Linked DNA regions of Mus musculus: region 2 is linked to region 1. The links are chromatin loops, found by intact Hi-C in ENCODE. Cell type or tissue: gastrocnemius. All regions are shown on one strand. Each heading gives the region's core, and the rest is flanking DNA. Links, peaks and the distances in the headings are about the cores only. Region 1 overlaps Kdm2b (lysine (K)-specific demethylase 2B). Region 2 holds the start of Anapc5 (anaphase-promoting complex subunit 5).

The links. Hi-C counts contacts between places; a loop is a spot of excess contacts. Peaks named below come from ENCODE experiments on the same cell type or tissue, not always from the same donor. Only the 100,000 strongest peaks of a DNase experiment are listed, where the experiment ranks them.
Region 2: a loop joins it to region 1, with 3 times the contacts of the local background. A loop is called at or near these places in 17 of 42 quality-filtered maps.

The regions. Positions count from the first base shown.
Region 1 is chr5:122,874,316-122,882,315 of GRCm38, forward strand. Kdm2b (lysine (K)-specific demethylase 2B) reads right to left here. Exons shown (of 23, transcript NM_001003953.2): 16 at 7,649-7,909; 17 at 7,322-7,435; 18 at 6,705-6,743; 19 at 5,858-6,537; 20 at 5,174-5,337; 21 at 4,930-5,091; 22 at 4,120-4,338. Among named protein-coding and RNA genes, the nearest start is that of Rnf34, 28 kb to the left of the region's middle. In gastrocnemius, for the core only: a CTCF peak has its summit at 7,129 (motif pointing left); a DNase peak (open chromatin) is centred at 7,109.
Region 2 is chr5:122,817,809-122,835,008 of GRCm38, forward strand. It overlaps Anapc5 (anaphase-promoting complex subunit 5), which reads right to left and starts at 3,534. Exons shown (of 17, transcript NM_021505.3): 1 at 3,172-3,534; 2 at 1,800-1,879; 3 at 1,046-1,155; 4 at 13-196. The coding sequence starts at 3,342. In gastrocnemius, for the core only: no CTCF peak of the experiment used is centred there; DNase peaks (open chromatin) are centred at 3,139, 3,525 and 4,134; H3K4me3 peaks cover 2,767 bases; H3K27ac peaks cover 4,201 bases.

The sequences.
Region 1 (8,000 bases), core at 1-8,000:
AGGGCCTTGTTATGTAATAAGCAAGGGCTTTATCACTGATCTCCATTCCTGCTCCTGTATCAAGGATTACTGACAACAGGACAGGGGCAGCTCACCACGGGATGGGCCTCATATGTCACACTGAAAAATGAAAAAAATTGAGTGCTCTCCCCTACTTCTAATACTGGCAAATTTTCTATTCTATTTATACTTAAAATTCACCTTTGCATCTTGGGGAAACACCCGAGAGGCTAATTAGAGTAAGGGACTCTTTGAAAGAGGGAGAGAGGTTCTATTTAGAAGCATCCTTTTTTTTTTTTTTTTTAAAGTTTTCTCATCTCCAGTCTCACCTAGAGTAAAAGAATACTGTTTCATTTTTAGTTCTTTTATTTTACCTGTGATAGCACTATCACTATAGGATCCGAATTCTTATGAAGGATCTTAGGAGGTCTCTAATTGTTACATGAGACTGAAACAACAAGTTATGTTCCCTGCACTGTCTGCTGCTGTTGTATGTTTAAAAATGTTCACAATATAAAAATGAGAACTGCAGAGATGGCTCAGTGGACCTGGGTTAGCAGTTCCAGGGGGTCTGACACCTTTTCCGATTTCTGCTGGCACTGATCACCCCATGATGCACGTACCATACATGTATGTAACACACACATAAATTAAAAACAAAAAACAAAAAATCCAAAATGTGAGATTGGAAGAGAAATCCTACCAATGATAAGATGGTTTTTAAACAACAAAAAAATATTGTAAAAAATGGTACAATTTTTAATTAAAAGTGAAGTATTTAGAGAGTACACTTCAAAACAAAAAACCTTGTTTTACTTAAAACATTTTGGCAAGCTTAGAAAAATAGCTCCATTTCTAAATGAGAACAATGAAAAAATTGCAAGCTCATGCACAATGGAACCCCAGAGAAGTAAATTCAAGGGAACAAGACTTGTCCACTGACAGTGGTAAATAACAAAACAACCAAAAAACAAAACAAAAAACCTACTAAAATAAGACATAAATGGGAAAACATTCTAAGTTCATGGATTAGAAGATTAAACTATTAAGACATTACTACTGTCAAAGATGAGCAAAGTGATTTAGCAAAAATAGAAAAAGCCCATCCTGAAATTTAGTAAACAGAACCCAAGTATTCTGAAGTCAGAAGATTAATTTTTTTTTCATTGAAAACCGTATTGCAAAGCTAAAGCAGTCAAAACTGGTATTAACAGCAGCAAAATTTATATAGAATAAAGGAATAGAATCAAGGTAAAAATACAGAATAACAACCACTACTGCTACTATTGGTGCTATTGTTGTTCAATTGGAAACAGGTTAGCTCTACAAAGCCCTGGCTGTTTCAAGGCTCTCCAAGTAGACCAGGTAGCCTCAAACTCACAGAAATCCTCCTCCCTCTGCATCCTGGATGTTAAAATTAAAGGTGTGATGCACCACATCTGGCTAGTAAAATTAGTTTAAATAATTTTAAAATATATTTGTGGTGCATATGAAAAAATCAGAGGACGATTCTGAAAGTCGACTACTCCTATCACGTGGAATGCAAGGATCAAACTTATGGTCATGAGGCTTGGCAGTATATGCCATTTCAAAATTCAAATGAATTCATTCTTTTTTTTTTTTTTTTTTGTTATTTGTTTGTTTGTTTTTTGAGACAGGATTTCTCTCTGGAACTCACTCTGTAGACCAGGCTGGCATCAGAAATCTTCCTACCTCTGCTTCAAATGATTTTTGACAAGGGCATTGAAGAAATAGGACAGCCTTTTCAACAAATGATGCTGGGATAACTGATGTTATCACCAACCACATAGCATACACAAATATGGGAGGAAAACCCTTCGTGACTTTAGAGATCATTCACACACACACACACACACACACACACACACACACACACACACACACACACGAAACTGGAGTAAAGGCTCAGCAGTTAAGATTAAGAGTCTGTACTGCTCTTGCCCAGGCCTTGAGTTTGGTTCCCAGTACCTACATTTGGTGGCTCACCACCTCTTATAAGTGCAGCTCAAGAAGATCCAACTCCCTTCCCTCCCTCCTCCTTACACACACAAAATTACAGTCAAAGACAACTGCTACAAAACTGGGAAAAAGGTAAGTAATAGATAAAGCACTAAATTGATTTTTATTTCTGATTTTGGGAGTTATAGAAGCCAGGGGAGAAGCAATGTGGCTTACAAACACACTGGGTTTATATTCAACTATCAACTAAATGTGAATACACACAGTTGTGCTCCACACAAGAGATCACCCAGGAAGGAGAATAATGGAGTCAAGGAAGAAGGGTAATTAAATAAGAACTGGGCTGGTGGTGAGGCCCCTGGATATCAGGGGTGCAGTGACGGCAGCCAATTCAGATGAGATCTTGGAGACAGTTGAGAAGGAATAGAAAGAAAAGGTCAGGGATGGGACACTGTCCTGCAGAAACAACTGATTGTGTGACCAGTGCGTTTGTAAGGGGATATATTCAGTTTTGTTCAGAAGCTAGACAAAATTGAAAAGGCAATTATTAACTAGCAAAACTCAAGAGTCACACAGGAAAGGAAGTGCACTTGATACATTATTTGGCTTAATTAGTGACCAAAGTGGACAAGACCATAAGGTCAATATTACCAACTTTAGAAACTGGAAAAACGGAGAGGAAAGAGAGGAATCAGTAACAGGAGAATGCAAGTAACAAATCCTTACCTTGTACACACACATCTGAAAGGAAATGGTAGAAATACATAGATGGAAGGTGGACCCCAATAAAGGGGTCTAGTGGTTGCCTGAATTGGTAAGGATTAGGAAAAGGCCAGACAGCTCTGACCTGCCTGAGCACCTGATCTGTATATCTAGGATGGAATGAAACAACCGGGTGCCAGATCCTCCAGCCACACGAATGTGACCATCATGGAGCACTTTATCATTAATTCAGTTGTATTAACGGGAGGTGAGTACAAGACACGGAGAGAGTATAGAGAGATCCCTTAACGACATGATGTAGCAGAGGGCTGAAACTTAGATACTACTGCCTCTCATCTTCTGAGAACTTGGGGCTAGGAAACAACTGGCTTTTTTTTTTTTTTTTTTTTTTTAAAGGATGTAGGTAGGTATATGTGTCCTGAGATGAAAAGATGATCTCAGTATGTTGTGATGGAGAAATAATATATAGATGATTTATACACACACTTCCACATATTCCCATAACAACTAGAACATGGAAGAAGATTTACTATAATTAAGAGCTTAGAACCAGATGCTGGCAGCTCTGTCACTTTTCAAGTCTCAGCTGGGTCCCTGAGCAGACATTATGCTGCACATCATGTACACTGTGATGACATTTCCCTTCAGCATAGCTCTTGGCCTCACTTAGTGGTAAATCCCTGCTACCAAATCTTTACAATGAGGCGGAATAGCTTCTAAGGACCAGAATGATCCAACACTGTCTAAACTTCCACCCCATCGTGGATACGGTGATGAAGACAGGTTAACAATGAAATGACATGAGTCCTAACAGCAGGACAGAATGCAGTTGTGTCAAATGCAATTTTAGTGAAGTGAGGATGTCCCTTAATTTCTTGAGAAAGCACAACTTTCTCCCTTGTATTTACTTGTGATTTTTTTCCCCACATAAATAAGTTCCAATCCAGACTAACTTGACAAAGTGTGGCCTTGCTACTGTCTACCTTGCTATATGTGCAACTAAGCTCCAAATTCTCAGAATAAACTCCAGCCAAAGAACAATGGAAAGGAGGAGGATTCTGGGAAGTGTGACAGACATAAGGAGTAGAACTATCCACAGTAATTTCATTTCTAACAATGGGCTCCTTGATAGAGGATCATTAGGGGCACACACAAGACATGGCAACACAGACAGAAACATGGTCAACCCTGTATTCAGTGGACCCTGCCTCCCAGCCATCCATGGCTGTTGCCCACACACCGGCTGCAGGCATGATCTTGTCTCTTACCACCTGAGATATGTCCTAGGCGACAGTTTGGATCAGGAACCACTGTTATATGCCTTCATTAATGTTAGCACCGGTTCCTTTCTAGAGTTGGTGGTCTCATTCACTTGTATTTTTAACCGCTGTAACCAGATACTGGGGCCCACCTCACCTGATAGGTTGACCTCTGTCAGCGAGTCTCGGGTGGTGGTGCCGACGGCAGTGAGCAGGTTGATGGACTGGTCATTGATGTGGTTACAGTAACTGAGTTGGAGCTTCGAGAGCAGGGGCATATGGCGAATAATGAGCCGCAGGGAGACATCTGTGATGTCCAGGCCAGCTAGGCGCAGCTCTACAATGTTCCGGAGCTTGCTCCGATTGTCCATCTGACCTGTTGGGACAGATGGGAGTGAGGCAACCCATCAACCTGAGCAGGGACATAACTAACGTCCTGCTGTTGATCTGTTACTCTAAACCCCATAGGCCTCAAGCGTGCCCTACGCCAAAGCCAGAATCTCATCCTTAGAAGCTTCCACATCAGAATTTGTGTTTCTAGATTCTCCAGAGAAATCAGAATTCATAAACATGGTTGGAAGATCTGTGTTAAGTTGTTTAGACTATACTTCATTCTAGCAGTACCAAGTCCAAGCTATTCTCTGCCTTTACCATGAAGAAAATTCAGAAAATAGGAGAGCCTAAATTTCATTTAAAAATAATAATAGTTCAGCTGGCTCAGAAATGTCTCACTGTCCTTGTCTCTTGTGACCCTCACCTTATACCTGTACCCATCTGAGCTTTGGCTGGGGGACTGGGAGGCGCCCAGGCAGCTGACGCTCACACCCAAAGCAAGCTAAGAACATTCTGCCCCTCATCTCTGAGGCCAGAGAAAGCGGATAGCCAAAAAAAAATTGAACAGGGTAGCTTGGTCACCTCAGGTCCAAGAGACAGATCCTTAGGGGACAGCCCCAGCCTGGCAACTCACCTGGCCTGTTGTCTGTGGGTGGAGACAGGAGATCCCTCATCTGGGCATCCTTTAGTCCTTCTACCCACTGGACATCCAGGGTCCGGAGCAATGGACAACTGGAGCTACAGAGGGCTGAGACAGCGATCCATGAGCAGCCTGACAGCACCAAGTCTCGGAGCCCTAGGAGACGAGAAGCAGAAGGAGTCAGGTGACGATCCAGGCCATCATTACTGCGTAATTGGGATCCTTTCCCAAAGCTTACCAGGCAACCGGTTGATGAGCCAACTCAGCTGCTTCTTGGAGATGTTGGTCCAACTGAGGTCAAGGGAGACAGGCTGTCGCCGGATGATACCGCTCAGCATCAGGGGTGTGATGGACTTGCAGCGGTTCAGGTCGATGCGGGTCCACAACCGCTTATCGCAGCACCTGGCCAAACAGGAAATGTCATCAGAGCCGTCTCACCTGGGGAAGCCCTGCTTGGCTCTGCTAACTCTTCCTGCTTGCCATCTTCAAGGAGGAAGTTCCTTTAAGATTCAGCCCTCTGTAACTTACTTAGCATCTACCCTGCCGACATTTGGGCACCTCTGTTGACAGTCAGCCACATGCTTAGATAGATGACAGCAAGAACTCTCCATAAAATGCCTCCTGGGCTTTACTACACCTTCTGTAGGAGATGCCTCTTAACAAGCCCCGTGGAGGTACTGGATCCTCCTGATAATGACGGAAGGTCAGAAACTCAGCTTAAACTAGAATGCTGGAAAGTGTCCGGCTGTAATTAGTCAATATGGGCACACTCAGTCAACTTCAGCTAAGTCTAGACAAGGAATTGTACACGGTCCTTCGTTTTCCATATTAGAAAAGCAAACAGGTGCCTCCATGAGCAATTCAAGCTTCTATGGACTACTCTGACCTGGGACCCAAGGCCTCTCACACAGCTGTCCCTTACCAGCGGTTCCAGGTCCTGCAGACCCGCATGCAGACACACAGGTCTCGGTGGCTGAGGTAGCTGAAGACTGCCATCCACACCTCCCTATGCATGACGTGGGCTGCTCCATCATCCAGGGGCAGCGAGTCAGGTGGGGGGCTGATGGGCGGTGGCCGGATCACGTGACGCTCCATCTGGATGCACTTGGGTGGGGATGCAGAGGGCGGGGGCCGGGACATAACACGAGGTGGACTACGCAGGCCAGGTCCCAGCGAGTGCCGCAGCTCCCGAGGTGTGCCGTTGAGCCCTTTGCTGAAGCGGTGGGGGCGCTCGCAGTGGCTTAAGGGCCTCTTGGGCTCGTCGTTCTCGCTCTCAGGCTCTGACTTGATGGGCTGCTGGCTCTCGTGAGCCAGGGTGCTCTCCGTCTTTTGGATCTCATGGTTGAGCTCCTTGCTTAGCTCTTTGCTCAGCTCCTTGTTAACAAGTCGCCGCTTCCGGCGCATCTTCACCTTTTTCTTCTCTTCTGGGCCTTCAGCTCCCTCAGTGCTGGGACCAGCAGTGGGTGAGCTGGAACGTGACTGATCACTCTCCCGGGTCTTAGGAGGTGCCTCAGGCAGATCGTCCTCCGGTTCCTGCTTAAAGCGCCGAAGGGGCTTGTTGGCCAGTGACAGACGATCCTCAGCGTTCTTCCAGGACCGCCGCTACAGGAGGGAGGGAAGGATGATGGTGGGTGGCCTGGGATCAACCCACTGGGTTTGGGGCAGTACCCATCCCAGACTTCCCAACCTTATCATGGGATACAGTTGGGCCACCGGGTGTGTTGCCTACAGCTCTGATGGCAGGTGCACAAGGGAAGGGAAGATGGTACCTTTTTCCTGAAAAGCTTATCTTCTTTGCCAGGTTTTAGCTGTCATAGGAAGAAAGGATACAGAGCTTGCTCCTGGACTGGAGAAAAATGGTCCCCTTACACCCCCACCACATCGCAAGCCCAGTCTCTTCAGTAAGGGCTAGAAGGACATCTTCCTATAAAGCCATGTCTTTTACATCTAGCAGACATCCTGATGCTTTTCCAGAGAATAACACAAATAATGGAAGATGGTCAATCGTTCCCACCCAGCTGACCTCCCACCTGAAATAGACCAGAGATTGCAGTTGCCCATGACAGTTGCCCACTAACAGAAGTGTCATGGCTGAAGGAGCCCATAGCAGGAGACCAGGCAGGAGAAAACCCTAGCCAAGCCTAAGCCAGGAACTTCTCCAGGCGCCACCTTGTGGCTACTAATGGCAAGGCCCATAGCAAAGCAGGGCTACCAGGATCTTTCTTCCCAGCTGCAGCTTCCCCAACCAATAGAGGCTTTTCCACCTCAGAGCTTCTCAGGCCACTGCTGGAACCAGGAGCAATGGCCAAGGGTACTGGGGAGTGGAGCCGAGGACAGCCTGGAGGCCTCAACCCCAGGGCCTCAGGAGGGTGGGGCGTGGGAGCACCTGCTGCTGGAAGTAAGTGAGACTGGATCTCCACCAAGGGCTGAGACTGCTGCCTAGAGGGGGCCTCGGCGAGAGGTGAGAGGAGGAACCGGGGGACGTTTGAAGCGACGAGGCCTAAAGGGAGTGGGAAGAGGAGTGACTTCGCTGGCTTTTCTCTTTCTTTTGGGCCAGGCTCTCAGGATTTGGGTGACCTGCTCAGGGCAGCTCTTAAGAGGCCAGGATCCCAAGTTGTTCCCATTAACTTTCCCTGGTCCCCACCCCACACCCCACACCTAAGACCAGCCACACCACCCTTCTGTTTGCTACCCAGGCCTTCCCAGTTCGTACTCGCTTGCGTCCACTCAGCTCTTGGGGCTTCTCGTATTTCCGCTTCCTCCTCAGGTGCACATCATCAGACTTTCGGCGGAGGATGCCATCTGCAGGCACCTTTTTGGGGTGCTCGTCTGACCTCCGACGGGGAGCCTCTTCACACTCACTTCTCCGCTTGGCAGGCTCTTGCCCTTCCTTGTTGTCCCGGTTCATCTTCTGCTCCTTGAGCAAGGAGCCAGGCAGGTTGGAGGCATACTTAAAGCCAGGGCCACGCTTTTGCTTGTAGGCCAAAAAGAGAGAACAACAATCCAACTGTATATCTTTGAACTTGCTCTTCTTTTCTCAGCCCGCTGCACCCTACCTGACTGAC
Region 2 (17,200 bases), core at 1-8,000, 57 kb before region 1:
AACCCGAGTTACCTCACGGACACGTCGAGCTCTTCCTTCTCCATCTGTTTCTCTCCATCCTCTCGGTCCATATCAGCATCTTCCACCGTCTTTTTCTCCCCGTTCTGGAAGTACTGCTGGAGGGCAGTGTACAGCTTAAACACTTGACTGAAAGAAAGCTTACTGTAGGCCAAGATCATGTGGCGCAGGAACAGACCTACAAGATAAGACCACAGACAAGGAGAAAGCATTAGCTGATAGCCCAAGACTCACAACAACTTCCAGCCCCATTCCCCTCAGAGGAATCAGAGGTGCTGTCCCTCCTCCTCCAGTGCTCTTCCCGCATGCTCTCCCTCCATTCAGGTCTCAGGCCTCTCCCACCTCTAGCCCTTCAGGCCTCCATTTTCCTCACGGCTATTCAAACTCTCTGAAGCTACCATAGTTATTGTATGTGAGTCTAGTCAAAAGCTGAGGTGTAATTATGTTATCTTATTTACTGATTTCCCTTTGAACATCTGCCATCCCTCCTTCCAGCACACCTGTCTCTGTCAGAGGCAAGGCTATGTCTACCTTGTACATCCATGACCTGGGGACAGGAGATCAATAACCAACTGATGTCGACTAACATAAAAATGACCATGCAACAGAGTGTGGGGGTGGGGGGGCCCACGGGACACAGTTAGTACAAAAGCATCAAAGAAATGTCACGTGCACACGCGCTTCAACACTAAAGCTTAAGAGCGGTCTCCACTCACCTCGCTTCCTAAGTGTGGCTGGTGACCCCACTTACAGTTGGCACAACCCAGTCAAGTGGTCCGCAGGACTGTGAAAAGAGCTGAGCGACCCTAAAGACCCCAGGCCCAGGCTAACTACTCCAGGAGAACAGAGCTGCCTCCCCACAGGTTACGGTCGAATAGAGAACGAAACAGGAAGGCAGTGAATACAAACCGCACACAGCCAGCACCCTAGTCTGCTTGCTTCTGTACACCCAAGTCAGGACAGATGCCCCTCAGAACGCCGCTCACTTCAATGGGAACGCTCCCTGCTCTCCGGAGAAGTTCCATACCTACTACACTCGTTTTGTGAACCTCTGGTTCAGTTCCAGAAAAAGAATCTGAAAGGTCATCAAAAAATTGTTCCATATCCTTCAGTTCGCCTTCAGCCATGAGCTTGATTCTGAATGAGAAAATCGGGATGCATGGTTTAGGAAGGCTCGCTGCACACCCTGCACATTCCATAGTCCTGAATTATAGACAAGTCTGCTTTAAAGGGGATTTCAAGGTTTGTTTAAAGCTGGGGCTCTAAGACAAACTTTACAATCCATTTAAAATGTCATCCCCATATTCCTCAAGAGTATCACACATTGCTAACTTAACTGTATAACATTCGTCAAAGTAAAAATGGAATTATCTAAAACAACTAAAAGAGAGGTAATTGCATAGGAAATTATACACATGGGGGAAGAATACATGAACCTAACTTCTAATGCAATCCATTAAAAAAACATCTAAATAAAAGCTCTTAGAACAACCCCTCTAATAATCATAACTTTGGTTCCCCCATGTATCCCAGCTAACTTCCGAACTGCTTTGTAGCCCAGGAGGACTTTGAACTTCTGTTCTTCCTGCCTCTAGCCCCCAAAGGCATGGGTTACAGCTGTGGACCACTATGTCTAGTTTAAAGTGCTGGGCATGGAACCCAGGCCTTGTGCACAAGAGGCAAGCACGTTACCAACAGAGCCACGCCCCTATCATCTTAGACTTAACTGCTCCCCACTCCTTGGTAATCTTCACCCAGCCCTTTGCAGAGAGAAAGTTCACCTGATCTGCACTGAATTTGCCAGCTGAGGACACGATTCTTCAATTAGCTTGTACAGCTTTGACAGTGTAATATCTGGGCCCTGTGTAAAGGAGAAAATAAGGTTAGAGATAACGGGCAAAGAGCTTCGGACTGAGAAACGACTGAAAAGAGTCATTTATCAATCATTCCAAACGAGACACATGGAATCAGGATTTTCCTGACTATGCAAAATACGAAGACATACTTCACATTTGTAGATTGGTTTTAGTCAATGGAATAATCTATTAAAAAAAAAAGGAGAAAGAAAAATGAACAGGATTTATAGGATAAGGCTCTCTTTCCTTTGTTACTCTTAACAGGCAACGCTGAGCCCGTCTCCATCAGTTAAATGGACTTAATAATCACTATCTCCTTTGTCTGTGGAAAAGTTAAGTGGGAGACTGTGAAAGGCTTTGCACACCGGGAAGCACTATACAAAGGTGGGTGCTCTAGTTCTCCTGAGTATAAACACATTTCATCGTTTTCTGAACTGGGGAAGGAAGGCTAACCCAGAAGCAGAGCCTTCTCTAGACAAGGTTTAAAATTACTCACTGGGGCCATTTTTAGAAAGTCAGTGTTTACACCACTCTAGATGTAGGTAACCCAACTCGACTTCTTGGGAAATTGTATTTGACATATACTATTTTAAGATTGCCTGTATGGCTGGGTATACAGCTCTAATCTCAGCACTCAGGAGACAAAGGCAGGGGGATCTCTTGAGTTGGAGGCCACCCTGGTCTACAGAGCGAGTTCCAAGACATCCAGGGCAACACAAAGAAACCCTGTCTTGAAAAACAAACCACGGGTTGGTGAGATGGCTCAGCGGTTAAGAGCACTGACTGCTCTTCTGAAGGTCCTGAGTTCAAATCCCAGCAACCACATGGTGACTCACAACCATCTGTAATGAAATCTGACCCCCTCTTCTGGGGTGTCTGAAGACAACTACAGTGTACTTACATATAATAAATAAACAAGTTAGAAAAAAAGAAAAACAAACCACTACAAAGTGAGTTCCAGGACAGAGAAACCCTGTCTCGAAAAACCAAAAAAAACCCAAAAACAAACAAAAAAAGACAAACAAACCAAACTAAAAGAACCTATATGTTAAAACAAAAACAAAAAAAAAAACCCTCAAAACTTATCATTTATAGGAAAAGAGTTAAACCATGCCGGTTAGCTTAGGATGAAATATCATGCAGTTGCTAGTGTTCTTTTTCAGTGACAAGATGAAGCCCCGCCCCCAGGGCCCCTCCCCCGGGGCTGGACCTTCCCTGCCCTCCAGCTCAGGGCGGGGCCCACGCGAAGCGCGCGCGCGCGTGCGGTAATGGGCGGGAAAGAGCGGGCGCCCCTCACCTGCAGCAGGGGCAGGAGCAGCTGGTTGAGCTTCCGCCGCTCCACGAGGCTGACGGCGCCCTCGCCCGTGCGGCCCATCTCGTTGAGCAGCACCAGGACGGCGATCTTATAGGGCGTCACCCAGTCCTTGATGCCAAACAAGTTGGCGTGCACTACCCCGTTGGTCATCATCGGGCTGAAGTCCTGGCTCTTCGTGGACGCCGGCAAGGACAGGCCCTCTCCAGGCCTGCCACGCGCCGCGCCCACGAGCCGCCTTTACGCCATGGCTGCAGCCGCCCGGCACCTTAACCCGCCCAAGACTGTTTCCCACAGTAGCGGGGGCCTCAGTGTCCCTCTCCCACCCCGGCGGTGCCTTCGACCAATCAAAGACCAGAAGGAAGACTGACAGCCAATCAAAACAGCCAAACCTGTAGTGAGCGGGGGTAGGGGAGGGGGTGGGACATAAATGGTGTTATGGCAAATCGGTTCCCTACAGAAACGCTCAACCAAGGCGACCAGGTTCCTAGTCGACGTGGACAGGGATCTGGGAGGAAGACGCAGGGATTTTGATCAGAGACAGCGTGAACTACAGGCCACGCGTGTATTTATTTAATTTGATCTTCCTTCTCGCCCCCATTTAATTGCATCTTTGCCTCTAGCGGTACACGAAATTGAACAAGACACCTCGCCTGTATATGTGTATACCAGGGAAGCTCTCTTAACAAAGACCTTCAGCTGAAGCGATGCTCCTCCCCTTTTGGAGAAAAAAAAAAAAAAACTTACTAAGTAGCATAAACTGGCCTTGAACTCGCGACAATAGCTGAGATGATTTGAATGATCTACCCTGCCCAAAAGACATTTTTAAATCATTGTATTTAAAAGCAATGGGATTAAATTGGCATGTTTAAATTATATTTGCATACTAGATGTGATAGCTCCCTGCCTCTTACTCCAGCAACCTGGAGGCACAGGCAGTGGCAAGCACATCTCCATAAATTCGAGGCCAACCTGGTCTATAAAGCCAGTTCCAGGCCAGCTAGGTCTGCATAGTTAAGAAGACCCTGCCTCAAAAAACTTTTTTTTCGCTAGGCAATGATGGCACACGACTTTAATCCCAGAACGTGGGAGGCAGAGACAGACAGATTTCTTTTCTGAGTTCAAGGCCAGCTTGGTCTACAGAGTGAGTTCCAGGACAGCCAGGGCTACACAGAGAAACCCTGTCTAGAAAAACAAAAACAAAAAGCATTTTTTTCACTCATATTAAATTTTTTTGATACAAGGTGTCACCATGCAGCCCTTTGTAGAACCTGCCTCTGCCTCCCTACTAGCAGTAGGGAGCCACCATGCCTGTCCTTATTCTCCTTTTGTAAGGACAAGAGCCCATGTTTTTCTTCAACATCTCACAAATGCCATTTGTAGGCAGCTACGTGTCAGTTTGCAAGTGCGATACCCATAGTGAAACAAAAGGTAAGACCACCTTCTTGTGAATGGATATCTGTATCCCACCTAAGTCACTACAAAGTCCAACATCAGGTAAATGAAGCTCTTAAAACCAACCCCCGGTCTACAGTATTTTCAGTCTGACTTTTCACAATGCCCCTTCTACTTATCTGTATTTCTCAAGACACTTAGTTCTCTAGAGCTTAAAGTATTATTATCAGGGCTGAAGAAACAGCCCGGTTGTTAAGAGCACTAGAGCACTTGCTGTTCTTGCAGAGAAATTGGGTTTGGTTCCCAGAACCCACATGGTCCATCAGTATCTTCTGGCTTCTGCGGGCACCAGACAGCCATGTGGTACAGAGATATATATGCAGGCAAAGTACTCGTACAAATAAAATAAAAATAAATAAGTATTTTAAAATAAAAATATTATCAGTGATTAGTCATTCTCAGTAGTTTTCATAGCTCTTTATTTTTTAAAGTTTTTTAAAAGATTTATTTATTTATGTATGTATATGAGTACACTGTAGCTGTACAGATAGTTGTGAGCCATCATGTGGTTGCTGGGAATTGAGCTCAGGACCTCTGCTTGCTCTGGCCCTGCTCACTCTGGCCCCAAGATTTATTTATTGTTATATGTAAGTACATTGTAGCTGTCTTCAGACACACCAGAAGAGGGTGTTAGATCTCATTACGGATGGTTGTGAGCCACCATGTGGTTGCTGAGAATTGAACTCAGGACCTTCAGAAGAGTAGTCAGTGCTCTTAATCTCTCCAGCCCCCGTTTTCATAGCTCTTGAAACAAAAAAAGATATGTACTATTCAACTTCTGCTGCATACAAACACAAATTGGGCCTGTTTTCTTCTGTCAGTCCTGTTTGTTTAATAAGTGATATTTGTCCTAAGAGATTACTCAGTGGCTAAGCTGCTTTTCCAGAGAACCAGAGTTTGTGCCGCAGCACCTACATCAGAGACCACGTAACTATTTATGTAGGGGTGGGGGGGCTTGTTGGGTTGTTTGAGTTGTTTTTTATTTTTTTCAAGATAAGGTTTTCCAGCCAGGCGTGGTGCCGCACGCCTTTAATCCCAGCACTCAAGAGGCAGAGGCAGGTGGATTTCTGAGTTCAAGGCCAGCCTGATCTACAAAGTGAGTTCCAGGACAGCCAGGACTATACAGAGAAACCCTGTCTCAAAAAAAAAAAAAAAAAAAAAAAAAGATAAGGTTTTCCTGTGTGTATATGCTCCGTCCAGGGAGTGGCACTATTAACTATTAGGTGTGGCCCTGTTCAAATAGGTGTGGCCTTTTTGGAGTAGGTGTGGCACTGTGGGTGGGTGTGGGCTTTAAGACCCTCATCCTAGCTGCCTGGAAGTCAGTATTCTGCTAGCAGCCTTCAGATGAAGATGTAGAACTCCCAGCTCCTCCTGCACTGTGTGCACCGTAGATGCTGCCATGCTCCCACCTTGATGATAATGGACTGGACCTCTGAACCTGTAAGCAGCCCCAATTAAGTGTTGTTCTTTTTATAAGAGTTGCCTTGGTCATGGTGTCTATTCACAGCAGTAAAGACATTCTGTGTAGCTCTAGCTGTCCTAGAACTTGCTCTATAGACCTAGCTCGTTTTGCCTCTGCCTCCCAAGGTCTGGGATTGAAGGTGTGTTCTACCATTGCCAAACTTTTCCAATTATCTTTAACCCAGCTCTGGGAGCTCTGACTCCTCCTGGTCTCCTCTGGTACTGCACATACATGCACATACCTCTACATAAGCAACCATACATGCAAATGATTAAAAAAAATTAGGTCTGGAGAGATGACTTAACAGTAAAGAGCACTTACTGCTCTTGCAGAGGACACAGGTTCAATCCCCCCATCCACAAGGTGGCTCACAAACATTTGTAACTCTAGTTCCAGGGACTCCAAAGCCCTCTTCTGCTCTCAGGTACTGGGCTTGCTCAGGGTGTGTGTGTGTGTGTGTGTGTGTGTATACATGCTAGCAAAAATAATACCTCATGTACATAAAATTTTTAAAAATGAATCCTAAAAAGAAAGAAAGAAAGAAAGAAAGAAAGAAAGAAAGAAAGAAAGGACTGAAAACTAGTAGGCTTTGAAGTTATTTTGCACGGCAGGCAGATGCCTGATTTACATTATCTGAGAACACTGAACACCTGGAGCACAACCACACCAGCTTTTCCTCTGAGTCATCAGAGAGTTGCTCTTCAATGTGACATCTGCAGCTCCCGTTACAGATGGGAGAGCCAGCAGAGCGGTCTCAGAGAACTGGTTTACCTGCTGCTAGTCAAACCCAAACCTTCCCGAAGGGGCAGACCCCAATCACAGTACTTGTGAAAATCCTGCTGGGGCTGGGCTGGAGAGATCGCTCAGTGGTCCCAGCAACCATGTGATAGCTCACAACTATCTGGAATGGGATCTGACGCCCTCTTCTGGTGTGTCTGAAGACAGCGATAGTGTACTCATATATATCAAATAATTCTTTGAAAAAAAAATTGAAGACTTTTCTGTGGAGAGGGCTGAGTTTTTTGAGACAGGATCTTGCAACTTAGCTTGGTTAATCTAAACCTAACATTAGGCCACTCTGGCTTTGATTTTATGGCTATTCTCCTGCCTCAACCTCCCAACCACCAAGATCATCACAGTGTGTACTGCCACACATCTAGCTTTTTTTTTTTTTTTTTGAGACCTCTTGCTTCTACTTTCCAGCTTGTTGCCACTGGACCTGAAGACAAATCATCTTTCTACTCCATAAAACCGACCTTGCCTTGCCCCACTTAAAATCCTTTGGGGGAGGAGGGCAGGGCCAAAACAACGATTTGAAAAAAATGGAGGCATGGGGAAGGGGCCTCCATTGTGCACTGCCCATGAGTGCAAACAGACATCTCATCAGGTAAAGGACCGGAAACATCAACCCTGCCGACATTAGTTCCGGGCTCAGGACTCACAGGGTGCAAGGGGAAAAAGGATCCCCTCAAGCTGTCCTCTGTCCTCCATACCCGGGTTGTGGCATGTGCACACACATACACAGATAGGTAGACAGACAGACGGACGGACAGATATAATAAGAATGTATTTTAAAAGAGGCTGGGGGTGCGGTTCTATGAGAGAGCACTTGTGGAGCGCACTAGGAACCCTGAATCCCATTTCCAGGCCCTTCCCAAATCACGCGCTCCCTGCTGCACCCAGACAATAATCGGTGACGGTCCAAAAGAAGCTCTGGGATTCTCATCTATTTGAAAGTCAGCCCATTGAGTAGCACACAAAATGCCAGTTTCATCCAGAACTGAATCATAGTTCAAGTTGTTCCTAACGATCTGTCTATAGTATCCTGGTAGCTAAAGAAATGGGAAAATGTAACGTTTCCAACATTCACATCCAATACACACTGCAGCTAGATCTCAATTATCCTATTGGGCCTACATTTCCAGGGCTCATAGTGTATGCAGAGAAAAGCAAGTCAACTTCCCCCTCAGGCCAGAGAGGCACTGGGAGGATGAAGAAGATAATGAAAAGGACTCAGCCCCTTTCTAAAGATCACAGCCAGCACATTCATTAGAGCCCTAATTACCTGTGCTGCTAAGTGACTCACAGAGAGAATCCGCTCAGACCCTGCCTCTCCCTGCTAGCAGTTTACTGCCCAGACAGACAGGCTGACGCTCACACTCATTTACAGACAAGCCAGACACACACAAAGCAACAGGACCATTAACTCAGCTGATGTTCAAACAAGGTGACCATTTGGGATGGAGACCTTTGGATGGCCGAGATAAGAACAGTTGCCATGAACACGCTTCCAGACTAAGAGAAACAGACTGGACACAAGGATTCTCCACTATTGGCTTTCATTTACAATCACCAAAGATGATATACAAGCCTCAATCAAAATCTTTCTAAAAATTGCCAACCTTTTATCTAGACTCATTTGGAATTCCTTCTATCTTCTAGGGTTGTGTACCCCCTGTGTGTGAGGGAAGGGGTACTCATCAAATCCACTGTCCCCCTGCCTCCACTCCTAAAGCCTGGGATTTTGGGAATAAAGGCCCTAAATGGAGGGTCACGGTGATTGAAACAACTGGGGTTGGAGAGATAGCTCGGCAGTTAAGAGCACTGGATGCCTCCCAGTTACCCATATGGTCGGTGGCTTACAATCATGTAACACCAGTTCCAAGGGATCTGACACCTTCCTTTAGCCTCCATGGCACCAGGCAAACACATGGTTCATAGACAAATATTCAAGCAAACACATTCATAAACACAAATATTTATTTAGTTATTTACTTTGTGTGTTTGCTTGCTTGGAGACAGGGTTTCTCTGTGTAGCCCTGGCTGTCCTGGAACTCACTTTGTAGACCAGGCTGGCCTCGAACTCAAAAATCCTCCTGCCTCTGCCTCCCAACTGCTGGGATTAAAGGCATGCACCCCCAGCTGACTAAAATAAATATATTTTTTTAAAGACATGTCTTTATAAGTATTATATATGTAAGTACTCTTCAGACACCCCAGAAGAGGGCATCAGATCTCATTACGGATAGTTGTGAGCCACCATGTGGTTAATGGGAATTGAACTCATGTCCTCTAGGAAGAGCAGTCGGTGCTCTTAACCTCTGAGTCGTCTCTCCAGCCCCCATAAATATATTTTTTACACTTGATCTTAGCCAAAAGGCCGAGAAGAGATTATATTTTTTAAAAAATAATAATTGTAAGCCAGGCGGTGGTGGCAACCGCCTTTAATCCCAGCACTTGGGAGGCAGAGGCAAGTGGATCTCTAAATTCAAGGCCAGCCTGATGTACAGAGTGAGTTCCAGGACAGCCAGGGCTACACAGAGAAATCCTGTCTAGAAAAAAAAAAACAAAAATTTAAAAATTAAAAAAAAATTTAGCAATCTCTGTGTATTTGAGTTACAGATCATGGTTTTGGGTGATATTTCTGAACACACCTCTGAATTTTCCAATTTGCCTTTGCTAAAATAATACTGCTTTTTTCTTTTGAGTACCACTGGCAAGATTCCTGAGAGAGCTCTTTTTTGGCCTTGAATCAAGGATGTTTTTGTTTGAGTGAGCTCAAGTCTATTTCATTCTTATCTCTTTTCATTTCAGTTAGGATTCAGAATGGCTTTTCTAAAACAAAAAACAAACAAACAAAAAAGAGTAGCTAATTATTTTTACCATTTGACACTTGAGAAAAGCACTTTCTAGAGCCTGTGGGTATACCTCAGCTGTATAGGACTAGCAAAATACAAAAAGTCGGGGCTCCCTACAGCACCAAGTATAAACAAACAACAAAAGACAAATAAACAAGCAATAAATGAAAGGAGCCTGGCATGGTGGCGCAAGCCTTTAATCCCAGCACTGGGGAGGCAGAGGCAGGCAGATTTCTGAGTTCGAGGCCAGCCTGGTCTACAGAGTGAGTTCCAGGATAGCCAGGGCTACACAGAGAAACCCTGTCTTGAAAAAAAAAAAAAAAAAAAAAAAAACCAAAAGAAAAAAAAAGAAGAAGAAAAAGAAAAAAAATAAAATAAATGAAAGAAGAAGGATGGAAGGTGCAAAACCTCCAGTGAGGAGACCTGGTGTTCAAGGTCATTCTATCAAGGTCCTGTGGAGTTCCTAGCCTATCAAAAGGAAGGTCAGCTGGCCTATATGAGATTCTCACAAAAAAAAAAAAAAAAAAAAAAAAATTGGGCTTTCAAAATGGCTCAGTCAGCCAGTCAGTGGTGGTACACTCCTTTGATCCCAGCGTTAAGGAGGCAGAGGCAGGTGGATCTCTGAGTTCAAGGCCAGCCTGGTCTATAGAATAGCAAACTCCAGGCAAGGCAGAGGTACACAGAGAAACCCTGTCTCAAAAAAACAAAAACAAAACAAAAAACAAATGAAAAATCAAGTAAATAAAAATGATGTTGAAGAGTACACCAAAGAAAAAACTGTTAATATTTGAAGGGTTAGAGAGATGGCTCAGTGGTTAGAGCACTGGCTGTTCTTGCAAAGGGCCCAGGTTTAATTCCCAGCACCCACATAGTGGCTCCTGACCATTGGAGACTCTAGTTCCAGGGGATCCAATGCCCTCTTCTGCCTCCACAAGCACCAGGCGCAAACATGATGCCCGGGGGGGGGGGGGGGGCACGACACCGGACTCATACACCTAAATAAAACAAAAATAAATAAATCTTGTACCTAGGCAGGAAAGTAGGTTTATACCAGCAACAAACAAATAAATATTTTTTAAAAAAACTCATTTAAAAAAAAAAAAAAAGAGTATTTGAGCCAAACAGCCTAAAAGTCAAGTATAGATCTAAAGACGACTGGCCAAAAAAAAAAAAAAAAAAAAAAAAATCAATGAAATGATCCCTAATGATATTGATATTCTGCTATACTCATAGATCGATGCCTAATCCAATTGTCATCAGAAAGGCTTCATTCAGCAACTGATGAAAACAGATGCAGAGACCCACGGCCAAAAAAAAAAAGTAGGCCAAGTTTTGGGAATCCTAAGTGGGGGTGAAAGGATTTAGGAGCCACAGGGGTCAAGGACACCACAAGAAAACCCACAGAAGCAACAAGTCCGGACTCACTGAGACTGAACAAGACAATCTGGGAGCCTTCGTGGGGCTAACCTAGGCTCTCTACATGTATGTTATAGTTGTGGTATAGCTTGGTGGTTTTGTGGAACTCCTAACAGAGGGAACAGGGGGAGGGGAGGGACTTTTACCTACTTTTGGGTCCCTTGACCTCCTACTGCTGCCTTGCCCAGCCTCAATATAAAGGAAAAGTCTAATCTTTTTGTTTGTTTGTTTGTTTGTTTGTTTGTTTGTTTGTTTGAGACAGGGTTTCTCTGTATAGCCCTAGCTGTCCTGGAACTCACTTTGTAGACCAGGCTGGCCTGGAAATCAGAAATCCGCCTGCCTCTGCCTCCCGAGTGCTGAGATTAAAGGCGTGCACCACCACGTCCAGCGGAAGTGTCTAATCTTATTGGAACTGGATATGCCATGTTTGGTTGATATTCCTGGAGGGTCCTGCCCTTCTCTGAAGGGAGATAAAGTCGATGGCTAGAGAGGAGGTGGGGATGGGGAGGGACTGGGGGGAAAGGAGGGAGGGGAAACTTCAGTGGGATATAATGTATAAGAGAAAAAATTAATCAAAATAAAATAAGAGTATTTGAGTTAGGTGGTGATGGCGCATGCCTTTAGTCCTAGCACTTTGGAGGCAGAGACAGGCAGATCTCTGAGTTTAAGACCAGCCTGGTTTACTGAGAGAGTTCCAGGACAGCTAAAACCTGTCTCAAACACCCCTCCCCTAAAAAAAAAAAAAAAAAAAAAAAAAAAAGAAGAGCATTTGAGCTGGCGAGTGTGAGGCCAGCCCACATATATAGTTCTAGGAGATCCAGAGCTACCTAAGAGACACTCTAAAGGAAAGAAGGAAAGAAAGAGAGAGAGAGAGAGAGAGAAAGAGAGAGAAAGAAAATTTGAATTACAACACATCGTTCAATCAGCTGTAGTTGAAGAGTCTATGCAAGACCAATATAAAAAACAGCTGCCTTGTTTGAAATTACTTACAGAAATTTTGGAATCAACTGTAATTAAAATCCTAGCTACAATGGCTTTTACACTTATCCCTCTGAGTCAGTAACTGGACCCAATTACAGTATAATATACTTGGGCCAAACCAAACCAAACCAAACCAAACTAAACCAAACCAAAAGAGCGTGTGGAAGGTACTAAACAGAAAGGCCAGGATGTCTTAAATGTTGTCACTGAAGTTAACCTTCCCCAGCAAACAACACACCAACTGGCTTTTCAGTGCCAAGCAGTCAGCCCTGAAAACATACTTAAACAGACCGAACAGGCTATATATATATATATATATATATATATATATATATATATATATATATATATATTTTTTTTTTTTTTTGGTTTTTTGAGACAGGGTTTCTCTGTGTAGCCCTGGCTGTCCTGGAACTCACTCTGTAGACCAGGCTGGCCTCGAACTCAGAAATCCGCCTGCCTCTGCCTCCCGAGTGCTGGGATCAAAGGCGTGTGCCACCACGCCTGGCCGAACAGGCTATATTTAAGAACATACATATGTGCATGCGATAACATTTAGGGTTTTTTTTTTTTTTTGAGAGCCAAGATTTTGAAGGATAGGGGAGAGGGGTATATAGGAGGATTTGGAGGGAGGAACAGAGAAAGGAAATGTTGTAATTCTAATCACAAAGATAAAATATTATTTTAAAATTAACAATAATTTTTTCCACTCAGAACCCTTACTCATTTGAGAAATTTTCATACAACCTCCGGTATATAAGGAGACTAGATCATAAAGAAATATATTTAAGGGCTGGAGAGATGGCCCAGTGGTTAAGAGCATTGACTGCTCTTCCAGAGGTCCTGAGTTCAATTCCCAGCAACCATATGGTGGCTCACAACCATCTGTAATGGGGTCTGATGTCCTCTTCTGGTGTGTCTGAAGAGAGCAATGGTGTGCTCGTATACATAAAATAAATAAATAAACGTTTGAAAAGAAACTTTTTAAAGAAATATATTTTAAAAAACAACCTTTGGTATATAATTTTTCCATTTTTAAACAACATTTATTTTTTTTATTTTTATTTTATATGTATGGCTGCTTTGCCTACATATATGTCTATGCACTGTATATGCAGTGCTCACAGAGGGCAGAAAATGGCATCTGATCCCTAGAAATGGAATTACAGGTAGTTGTGAGCCACTGGGTAGCTGCTGGGAACAAATCCAGCACCTCTGCAAGTGTAGCCACTGCTTTAACCACTGAGCCACCTCTCCAGGCCACGCAAGAATTTTGTGTAAGACCCCGTGTTTATAAATATATATCATGTCCTACATATAGTATGTTTAGGACCACTTTAGAAATCATTGGAAATTCTGTTCTAATCCTAAAATAAAATTCAGTTGGCTGCTGGGCAGTGGTGGTGCAGGCCTTTAAGTCCCAGCACTTGGGAGGCAGAGGCAGGTGGATTTCTGAGTTTGAGGCCAGCGTGGTCTACAGAGTGAGTTCCAGGACAGCCAGGGCATAGACATATATGTAGGCAAAGCACCCATACATATAAAATAAAAATAAAAAAAAATGTTGTTTAAAAATGGAAAAATTATATACCAAAGGTTGTTTTTAAAATATATTTCTTTAAAATGTTTCTTTTCAAACGTTTATTTATCCATTAAATGCTTGCTAACCTAGCCTCACGGGCTTCTACACCCAAAACCTAAGTTTAAAAACCCAGGTATCATATCATGGCACCTGCTTGGAATCCTACCTCAAGCAAAGTGACAGCACAAATGATCTTTGGGACAGCTGCTGCCAACCTAGCCTCCTTGGTGAGAGACCCTGTCTCAAAACACAAAGTAGTATCTCTTAGCCAGGCGTGGTGGCGCACACCTTTAATCTCAGCACTTGGGAGTTAGAGGCAGGCAGATTTCTGAGTTCGAGGCCAGCCTGGTCTACAGAGTGAGTTCCGGGACAGCCAGGGCAATACAAAGAAACCCTGTCTTGAAAAAAAAGAAAAAAAAAAAAGTAGTATCTCTTTAGGAACCAATTCCAGGTCTGACCTTTATAAGTACACACATACACACACTCACAAACGCCTGGTACAGAAAATAAATAAATAGATGAGAGAAATGGCTCCGATAAAGGCACTTGCTGCCCAGCATGACAACCTAAATTCAATCCTGGGAGCTACTCAGGAGAAGGAAAGAAGCCACTCCAGGAAGTTTGCCTCTGACCTCCACACGTTTATCCTGACCCGACACAAATAAACAGAAAAATAACTAAATGGCATTAATATTTTAGATAAAGGGGCTGGAGAGATGGCTCAGCGGTTAAGAGCACTGACTTAACCTGAAGTCCTGAGTTCAAATCCCAGCAGCCACACACTGGCTCACAACCATCTGTAATGAGAGCTGATGCGCTCTTCTGGTGTGTCTGAAGACAGCTACAGTGTACTTAGGTATAATAATAAATACATCTTTAAAAACTATATTCTAAATAAATAAAATTAAATTAAACATTTCTAAGCAAAAACAAACAAACAAATAAAAAACTCACCCTCAAGCCAGCTCCTCAAAACAGTAATTTTTAGAAACATCCTAACACAATAACACAATAAATACAAAGACACAGATAGTTTGGTAATTTCATACTGAGTCATGATAGCAGAAAAATATTCGAAATCATCGTTCTCCACGACTAAACCATTGTGTTTTCTTTCTCTTATGGTTCTGTAAAACCTTAAAACTTTGCTCATACTTCAACAAGAGGACCGTCTATAACCGCAATGTAGAGAGATGGTTCCGGAAGCTGTTTCTTAGTGGCAGGTGTTTCCGGTATGGGTGGTGCAAAGTGTAAAGTGTGCGCTTTTGGCTTTTGGAGACAGGGTTTCTCTGTGTAGCCCTGGCTGCCCTGGAACTCACTTTGTAGACCAGGCTAGCTGGCTCCCGATTCAGAGATCCATCTGCTTTTCCCTCCTGAGTGCTGGGATTAAGTCGTGGGCCATCTCTCCCCGCATTGAAACCTTTTACTCTGGACAATTTTTTTTTTTTTTTTTGCATTCCCCATATTCAATTAAGCGATGGAGGGGTGGGTTGTGGGGGTGCCCCTCTTCCTGTTTAGTATGAAACAATTTAAACAAACTGTTTGATCTGCTGGCTCTCCATTGGGCTAGCCTGGGTCATGTGCCTTTCATTGAAGAATTACAGTGGCCAAAGGCTGGGAACGTGGCCTTCGCTGCAAAATGAGTTGTCTGCAGATTGCTATCTGGAGGGAATCCTTCCCCGAAAGCCTGTTAATGTTAACCGTAGTAGCGTTCTTGGAATTTTCTCTTGACACAATCACATTTCTGTGTGTGAGCTTAAACGGCTTAAAGCCCAGAGAGGAAACTCCAGTTCCTAAAGAAGCCCACGTTTCCAGTCGCTGTGAAATCAAATTTGAATTCGCCTCAAGTGCCTGGCTGAGTCATGTGTAGTAGTTCCTAAAATAAGCGAAGGGCGTCTGAAAAATGTCGGTCCAATACTGGGCATAGTGGTGCACGCTAATCTCTGTGAATTTGAGGTTCTCTGGTCTATACCGAGAGCTTCAGGTCAGCCGGGGCTACAAAGAGAGGCCTGTCTCAAAACGAAAACAAAAGCAACAAAAGAAATAAAATAAAAATTTAAGCGCACGCCTTTAATCCCAGCACTCCGGAGGCAGAGGCAGGCAGATCTCTGAGTTTGAGGCCAGCCTGGTCTACAAAGTGAGTTCCAGGACAGTCAGGGCTACACAGAGAAACCCAGTCTCGAAAAACCAATAAATGAATAAATAAATAAATAAAATAAATTTAAGTGTAGTCTTAGTCAGGGTTTCTATTCCTGCACAAACATCATGACCAAGAAACAAGTTGGGGAGGAAAGAGTTTATTCGGCTTACACTTCCACATTGCTGCTCATCACCAAGGAAGTCAGGACTGGAACTCAAGCAGGTCAGGAAGCAGGAGCTGATGCAGAGGCCATGGATGTTCTTTACTGGCTTGCTTCCTCTGACTTGCTCAGCCTGCTCTCTTATAGAACCCAAGAACTACCAGCCCAGGGATGGTATCACCCACAAGAGGCCCTCCCCTCTTGATCACTAATAGAGAAAAAGCCTTGCAGCTGGATCTCATGAAGGCACTTCCCCAACTGAAGCTCCTTTCTCTGTGATAACTCCAGCCTGTGTCAAGTTGACACCCAAAACCAGCCAGTACAAGTGCTTTTAAGGGAATGAAATGATTCAGCTCTCTTGCTTTGAAAAAAGTAATATTTCCTATACACTAGATTTTTCAGTTCCTGGTAAGTAAGAGAGGGGGGAAACGTCCAGATCTGTTTGTAAACCCCAACTTTCTATAATTCTAGCCCAGTCTGTAAAGCAGTGCTCTCCAAATTCTTTTTCACGGCCAAAAGTAAAAATATGAGGGGCTGGAGAGATGGCTCAGTGGTTAAGAGCACTGAGTGCTCTTCCAGAGGTCCTGAGTTCAATTCCCAGCAACCACACACTGGCTCGAAACCTTCCGTAATGTGATCTGATGCCCTCTATTGGAATCTCTGAAGACAGCTACCATGTACTCACATATAATAAATAAAAATTTAAAAATCTTTTAAAAAATATGGTGGAGGGCTCACCTGAAGGAAATATTTTTGTTAGCATTGTTCACCAACAGAGAGAGTAGGACATATATACATACATTCACACACATATATATTATATATACATATACATATTTATATTTATATTTATATTTATATATACACACTAAATACCATTCTTTCTTGGGCCTAGAGATATAGCTCAGTTAGGAATGTCTTCCTAATCTAGATGGAGCCCTAAGTTCAATTCCCAGTAATGACAAAAATAAATTCTCTTATTCATTAATTCACAAAATAAAATACTGAGTGTACATTTTGCCTGACAAGAACTGGTTAGCCCCATATGGTGGTCCATGCTTTTAATCCTAGCACTCTGGAGGCGGAGGCAAGTGGATCTTAGTCCCAGGCCAGCTTGGTTTATGGAGTGAGTGAGATCTGCCCAAAATTGATTTCTAATTTAGTTGTTTTTATTTGTGTATGG